2 separate regions of the Homo sapiens genome follow, and region 2 is linked to region 1. A link is a contact called in ENCODE Hi-C or POLR2A ChIA-PET data. All regions are on one chromosome and are shown on one strand. Each heading gives the region's core, a stretch centred on a gene start or an enhancer-like site at or near the end of the contact. The rest is flanking DNA. Distances are from core to core; before and after follow the strand shown.

What was found. A loop is a pair of places that touch in the nucleus more often than their neighbours do. ChIA-PET counts read pairs that join two places held with the same protein, here RNA polymerase II (POLR2A). Pooled maps may share reads with other maps.
Region 2: a pooled map shows a loop between it and region 1 (4-fold over the local background). The contact joins the promoter of USP51 here to the promoter of HUWE1 in region 1. A Hi-C loop is called at or near these places in 6 of 50 pooled maps. POLR2A ChIA-PET finds 5 or more read pairs at or near these places in 2 of 52 experiments (CD4-positive, alpha-beta T cell and CD4-positive, alpha-beta memory T cell).

The regions. Positions count from the first base shown.
Region 1 is chrX:53,684,969-53,688,507 of GRCh38, reverse strand. It overlaps HUWE1 (HECT, UBA and WWE domain containing E3 ubiquitin protein ligase 1), which reads left to right and starts at 1,789. Exons shown (of 84, transcript NM_031407.7): 1 at 1,789-1,920; 2 at 2,140-2,238. RefSeq lists silencers at 1,608-1,782, 1,856-2,155 and an enhancer at 2,366-2,445.
Region 2 is chrX:55,487,697-55,491,631 of GRCh38, reverse strand. It overlaps USP51 (ubiquitin specific peptidase 51), which reads left to right and starts at 1,784. Exons shown (of 3, transcript NM_201286.4): 1 at 1,784-1,856; 2 at 2,267-2,463; 3 at 2,644-3,935. The coding sequence starts at 2,693. LOC101928692 (a long non-coding RNA gene) reads right to left here and starts at 2,691. Exons shown (of 2, transcript XR_244468.5): 1 at 2,586-2,691; 2 at 119-1,767. RefSeq lists silencers at 1,592-1,701, 3,022-3,101 and enhancers at 2,092-2,191, 2,412-2,851, 2,369-3,228.

The DNA of each region.
Region 1 (3,539 bases), core at 540-3,039:
CAAGGCTGCAGTAAGCCCTAATCGCACCAGTGCACTCCAGCCTGGGTGACAGTGAGACACTATCTTAAAAAAAAAAAATGTGTGCTACCTTTATCCAACTATTTCATTTCTCCATGTTTATCTCACAGAAATATTTTAGCATCTGCAGAAAAAAGCATGTACAAGGAATTTTATTGCAGCATTGTTAACAGTAAAAAAAAAACCCCACTGTAATAGTCAAAGATTGAAAATAACATGTGTTTATCCATAGATGAATGATTACAGTATATTCATTCAATGGAATACTATGCAGTAGGTAAGATAAATGAGGTAGATTTATATATATTGACATGGAAAGATCTTCAAGCTACATTAAGTGAATAAAGCAATTAACATAACAATACATAAAAAGGATGCTATTTATTTTTTAAATGAAAAACAAAAACAAAGCCATGCTTTTCTATTTGTGTATATGAATGTAAGGGGAACTTTAAATTTATCCGTGTTTTACAATAATCATGTGTAATTAGGAAACCAATTTTAAAATGAAAAAAGAACAACCGAAGTTAATTACATGCTAAAGAAAGTATAGCTTCATGTTGCCACTAAATGTTACAGATGGGCCGGGTCTTTCGCCTGTAATCCCAGCGCTTTGGGAGGCCGAGGCGGGTGAACTGCTTGAGCCTAAGAGTTTGAGACCAGCCTGGCAACATAGTGAGACCCCGCCTCTACAAAAAATAAAAAGTTATCCAGGCGTGGTGGCGCATACCTGGAGGCCCAGCTACTTGGGAGACTGTAGGCAGGCAGGAGGATCCTTGAGCCCAGGAGGTCGAGGCTGCAGTGAGTCGTGACCGTGCCACTGCACTTCACCCTGGGTGACAGAGTGATGCTTTGTCTCAAAAAAAAAAAATTGTAAAAATATTCAATGAAACAGTGTATCTCGAAGGGGCCCTGTACATCTCCTGAGATCATATACAAAATTTTATGTGTAAGTATATATTGGGGTGGGGGACCCATTCATTAGATTCTCAATTCGAGGGATGAACCACTGCTCTGGAGGGCTGGAATTAGAGAAGTGGAGGGTATAATCACAGTTTTTATTTCCTCGATGTCTCAGGAGTTCTTTTAATAGTGCTTTTGTCTTTAAATACTAAATTAATACATACTTTTTATTAAAAATTGAAACCTTATCGAAGTAGCTAGAGTTCCAAGTCAAAGTTCTTCGCCCCTCCAATGTCGTCCGCAGCCCACAATAATTAAGTAGGGTTAACAGGTGATCTCCCACCAGGTCCTTTTTATTCCCATGTATTTACAGATGCAGATCCTCTACAGGATCCTTGTCAATCGCACTGCCGTTCCAAATAATTAAAGGAGGAAAAAAGAATGTTTATTGAGGGCTTACTATGTGCCTGAAGTGTTTTAAGGGTTTGCTCGCGTGAACTCTGGGTGGTCGGCTTCCCACGTCGTCTCCCACCCTCCGCTCTGGGTCCAGCCTTGCCCTCTTGCCCCACACTCCCCATTCTTCACAAGGCATCTGGCGAGGTCGTTAATTTTTAAAGGTAAATCAGATCAAATCATGTTCCCTTCCGCGGCTTCCACCGTGCCTCGAATCAAATCCCAATTCTTAGCGACCCTATCATCCTCTATGGTTGCATTTACTGGGCCTTGGGTAGCTCAGGCGCGGTCCCCTGCAAGGGACCCGACTTCACCGCGGAGGGAGCTCCCTCCCGAGGGGCAGGGGCGGGGCTTCGCTTGCGGTGGGTGGAGCCCCAAATCGAGTTTGAGCTGAGCCGAAGCGAGGAGGCTTTCGACTGAGGGCTAGCGAGGGGAGCAGGGCTGGAGCAGGGCTGGAGCAGGGCTGGAGCAGGGCTGAAGCAGGGCTGAAGCAGGGCCGCGGACCCCGCACGCTCCTGCGGGCCCCGCGGAGCCATTGCGGCCGAGGTGAGCGTCTATCCCTGGGCTGGAGGGCGAGCTCTGTACGCGCGGCCGTTCTCGGTTTCTCGCGGGTGGCAGTGGCGAGGTTGGGGGGGGAGTTCCCACGGGACCCTGCGCGGAGGCGCGGAGGTGGCGGCCTTGGGGAGCCTGCGGGAAAGGCTGCTGGAGGGGCAGGGCGGCCTGCCCCAACCCTCCCTGAACCCCGCCTCCTCTCCCCTCCCCCAGGCCTCGGCAGGCGCCAGCGGAGAGCTAGCCGCATCTTCGGGGGCAGCCCGGCAGCTGCCGGCGGCGCGGCGAGAGAGCGGCTGACAGAGGGGATGCGAGGTACCGGCATTAGCCATGGCCAAGTGGCCCTAAAGAGAGAGTAGAGGCCGGGCCTTCAGCGTTTCTCACTGGTTCGAGGAAGGCGGCCTCAGAGGAGAGGGAAGGTGAGGGGCGGGCAGGCAGGCTTCGCGGGTAACTACTAGGCGTTGCATATATATGTTTTGATATCTAAATGGTACTACACACACACACACATTCATTTCGACTAACTGCTTGTTTAAAAATCTGAGAATATGTCTTGTAGATCTTCTTATATCCGGGAATCCAAATTTATGTTGGGTTTTAAACAGCTGCATTGTATGATTGTACTACAGTTTATTTAACCATTTCCCGATTGATATACATTAGCTTGTTTCTCTGTTGGGGGAGGGAGGGGACTATTACAAGCAATGCCATAATGAATGGGTTTGTGTATATGTATCATGCCATGTATGAGTATTTCTGTAGGAGAAATTCTTAGAAGAGTAACCGCTGGGTCAGGGTGTATATGCATTTTGAATTTTGATAGATTTGTCCAAATTGCCTTCCCAAAAGCCTGTACTAATTTACACTCTTTAATGTTGTGCGAGAGTGCCTATTTTTCCACAGTTATGCCAACACGTATTATCAATCTTTGTAATTTTAGCCAATTTAAAGGGCAAAAAAATCGTATGTCATTGTTTTCATTTGCATTTCCCTGATTACTGGCGAAATTGATCATATTTTTGTTTGTAAATAGGCAAATATCAATAGTTTATATAGGCAGTTTTCCTATCTATAAGCAATAAGCATTTTGAAATTTTAATAATAAAAAACCTGTTCGCAATAGCAAGAGAAACGAATAAAAATACCTAGAAGTAAACTATAAAACTTTATTGACGAATACCATAAAAGAACATCTGCATGAAAAGAGAAGGAATACTATGCTTCTGAATAAGAAGGCTCAATATTTTAGTGATGTCCATTTTTCCTATATTGGTTTATACAGTTGATGCAATTTCAATAAATATACCAAGTTTTTTTGGAACTTACTATGATTCTAAAGTTCATCCGGGGGAAAAAAATGGCTAAGAATAACTGAAAAAAAATATTTTAAAACGTAAGTAAAGATAGGGATATTTGTACTACTGGCTATTAAAATGTACTCTAAAGGAACTATTTAAATTAGAACGGACAGAACAATGCATTAGAATGGAAAAGCCCACAAATCAAGCCAGATTGGATCCCAAGATTTATTGGAGAAACACTGTTGGCTAGACGTGGAAAAACTGCCATATTAAAAGCTTCAGGCATTTCCCCCCATCCCCGAAGCTTGAATATTC
Region 2 (3,935 bases), core at 535-3,034, 1.8 Mb before region 1:
TCACGATAGCGTGTGGGCTGATTTAAAGGCGTGTCTAGCTCAATAACAACTGTTTTCAGAAACTTTTTGAAGCACTGTAACAATCCCACCTCCCAAATATTAAGTTGTTGATTACGAGTGGTTTTTAGGCCTTTATTAACTAACATTAATCTTCACAGCACATTCCTATGCATTTCCCGATGTGGACCTCAGGCAGGGACTCTGGCTTACTTGCTTTTGTGCCCAGTTTTGTTTGGCTGTATATTCATAGTGCCCAGTGCAGCAGTAGGTGCTCTTTACATATCTGCTGAATAAACCAATCTAGGTAGGGCTGGCATTCTCATGATTCTGATTTTGCACAGGAGAAAGCGAAGGCTCAGAAGACAGAAGTATTTATAAATTGTGCCCTGCCTCCCTGCCTGCATAAAGGGTGCAGGGCTGTCTCAGAGCAGCTGGGATCCAAGCCACAGGTGGCACAGCTAGCAAATGACTGACTCAGCATTTCCTTCTAGGGCTGCTAACCCAGAGTGGAGCAACTCTTTGCTTAGCTGTGGCTGAGAAAATGCCCTTCCCTAGGGGAGAAAAAGCACGTTTTCCTGCACAAGCCAGTCTATAATTCCAAAGCACTTTCCCTCCGGGTGCTAGTATGTGACTGAGATATGGTCGAATCTAAACCAAGTCACAAAATCAGTGATATCCATTGTGCGGAGGTATCCACTAGATGCCACTGCCAAGTTAAGAGAGCTGAATCCTAATCGTGAGGTTTTGAGGGGAGGTGTGTGACTTTCTCAGAGAGATTAAATGTAGCATTAAACATCCGCTGTAATAAACCGTAATTTTCTTGGGATTGGACCGGAAGGGCAACAAGCCCTGGAGATAGCTTTCCTCCGGGTTGTCGCCTTGGATGCCGGATCTGTCAAAGAAAAGGAAAAGTCTCCTGGCGTATGGACTTCAGGACACAAACAGTTGTATCTTGTGCTTCTCCCAGCACAATCTAGCGCTATAATGCACCTATGGCATCTTTGTTGAATACATGCTCCTGTATATGGACTGCCTAGGATGGATGATCGGGTGAACTGAGCCATAACTTTGAGAGAGCTTTGAAAGAGAAAGGCATTCTCTTCTCCTCTACTCTGCATCAGGAGTTGTTCTCTATGCTGATTTTCAGGAGCGGACTGAAAAAAGAGGTGTGACAGATAAAGCTCGCCAAAAAGGTCTTTTACTTGATATATACTATGACTCAGTGTTCACATTGGGCTAGGGTTATTATTTCAATTTCTCTTTAAAAATTGACACAACTAAGGCTCAGAGAAGTTAAGTGTTTTATCCGAGGTCACACAGCAAGCATGTGCCTGGGCTCAGGTCTCTCTGAGCCTGAGCCCTTGCTTATGCTTCCTCCCCTGCACATTCTGGGATAATCTCTCTCTCTTTCTCTCTCTCTCTCTCCCTCCCTCCCTCCGTCAACTCCCAGAGACCAGGCTCTGACAGGATCCTGAGGGATTCCTGCCAGAGGGTTGCCATCTCTGGAAGCCCCCACCCCCACGCCGGGTGAATCTTTTTTTCTGTGGAGTGCGGGCCTGGAGCTAGGTGAGGCCTGAGCCTCCATTTCAGGGGCTTTCTGTAGAATCTGTTGCTGCTGTTGCCTCCAGCAGAGTCTGTTTCAGGAAGAGGTTTGCCTGCCTGCGCGGGACAGCGGTGCCATTCATCACTGCAGGAGGGCAGAATCCGGGGTTGGGGGCCGCACGTCGAGAGGGGAGGGGCCAGGGGGCGGCCCCCTTGTGACCAGCCCTGAGGAGAGGTCAGGAGAGAAGGCTGGCTGAGGAGCGCCTGGACAGCAGCAGTTGCTGACGTTCTATATCACGCGCCTGGGGCCCAAGGTAACCCAGACCTTTAAACAAACTGCCGGGCTGGGGGTGTTGCGGGGGCAGGAGAGGGAAAAGGGAGCGGAGACTTCGGGGGTCGCGCGAGGATAGTGGTGGCCATAGAGGTGGCAAATGCGTGAAGGGAGGGAGTAGTAATCCGAATTCTAGGAGAAATCATAGGAATTGAAGTCGCAGAAGCAAGAAAAGGGGTGTGAGAGCACAAGCGCGAAAAAGCGTGAGAGGGCGCAAGAGCTGGGTGGACCGAAAGTGCGCTGAGGGGCAACGGCTTAGAGTGGAACACACCGGGTCACAGAAGTATAGGTTAGGTAGAAACAGAGGGACACTTTCTTCCTGTGAGTTCATTTTCCAAAAGTGCGTCCTTTCAGCCATTTTGGAGAGAAAATGTTGACCCAAGTGTTTTTTAGGATACAGGGAAAGAACGTCAGAGGAAGCTGCACCAAAGCGAGGCTGCGCAGGGCGCAAAAAAGCAGTCAGAGGGTGGCGCCTTTTTTAAAGAAGTTTCCATCCTTTCTGTCCTAAAGCTCAGGCCGTTCCCCACCCCCACCGCTCGCTAGCCTTCTGTTCCCAGTCCCCTGGCATGATCTGATCGCCTTTGAAGCAGGTAACCGCCTCGGTCTCCCCATCAGCTCCAGGGGCCTCTCAGTTGAGTGGGTGGAGCCGACAGAAGCCGCGGGCTGAGCTCAAGGGCCGATGGGAGGGGTCCTGGGGGCGCTAACTGCGCACCGCGGCCATGACGCTGGGCAGATCATTCACAGAAGTCTCTGTCTCCTTTCATCTACAGTCGCAGCTGTTTTCCAGACGCCTTGCTCCTCAGGTCGGGGAGTGATCTGATGGCCCAGGTTCGAGAAACTTCTTTGCCCTCCGGCTCTGGGGTCCGCTGGATCTCCGGAGGTGGGGGAGGAGCCTCTCCTGAGGAGGCGGTTGAGAAGGCGGGGAAAATGGAGGAGGCGGCGGCGGGGGCTACGAAGGCGTCTTCGAGACGTGAAGCCGAGGAGATGAAGCTGGAGCCATTACAAGAGCGTGAGCCCGCGCCGGAGGAGAACTTGACGTGGAGCAGCAGCGGCGGCGACGAGAAGGTGCTCCCTTCAATCCCCCTTCGCTGTCACAGCAGCTCCTCGCCCGTTTGCCCGCGCCGCAAGCCCCGCCCTCGGCCCCAGCCCCGGGCCCGCTCCCGCAGCCAGCCTGGGCTCTCGGCCCCACCCCCGCCTCCAGCCCGGCCCCCGCCCCCGCCGCCACCCCCGCCCCCACCCGCACCGCGGCCCAGGGCCTGGCGTGGATCCCGGCGCAGATCCCGGCCTGGGTCCAGGCCTCAGACACGGAGAAGCTGCTCTGGTGACCTAGACGGGTCGGGGGATCCTGGCGGCTTAGGGGACTGGTTGCTGGAGGTCGAGTTTGGTCAGGGTCCCACAGGCTGCTCTCATGTGGAGAGCTTTAAAGTAGGTAAGAACTGGCAGAAGAACCTGAGGTTGATCTACCAGCGTTTCGTTTGGAGTGGGACCCCAGAGACTAGGAAACGTAAAGCAAAGTCATGCATCTGTCACGTATGTAGTACCCATATGAACAGACTCCACTCTTGTCTCTCCTGTGTCTTTTTTGGCTGCTTCACTGAGAAACATATTCACAAACATGCAGAAACAAAGCAGCACCATTTAGCTGTAGACCTTTATCATGGGGTCATATATTGCTTCATGTGTAAGGATTATGTATATGACAAAGACATAGAACAGATTGCCAAAGAAACAAAAGAAAAAATTTTGAGATTATTAACTTCCACCTCAACAGATGTTTCTCATCAACAGTTTATGACATCAGGGTTTGAAGACAAGCAATCAACCTGTGAGACAAAGGAACAGGAGCCAAAATTGGTGAAACCCAAGAAAAAGAGAAGAAAAAAGTCAGTCTATACTGTAGGCCTGAGAGGGCTAATCAATCTTGGGAACACTTGTTTTATGAATTGTATTGTCCAGGCACTTACCCATATTCCTCTACTGAAAGATTTCTTCCTCTCTGACAAGCACAAATGTATAATGACAAGCCCCAGCTTGTGTCTGGTCTGTGAAATGTCTTCGCTTT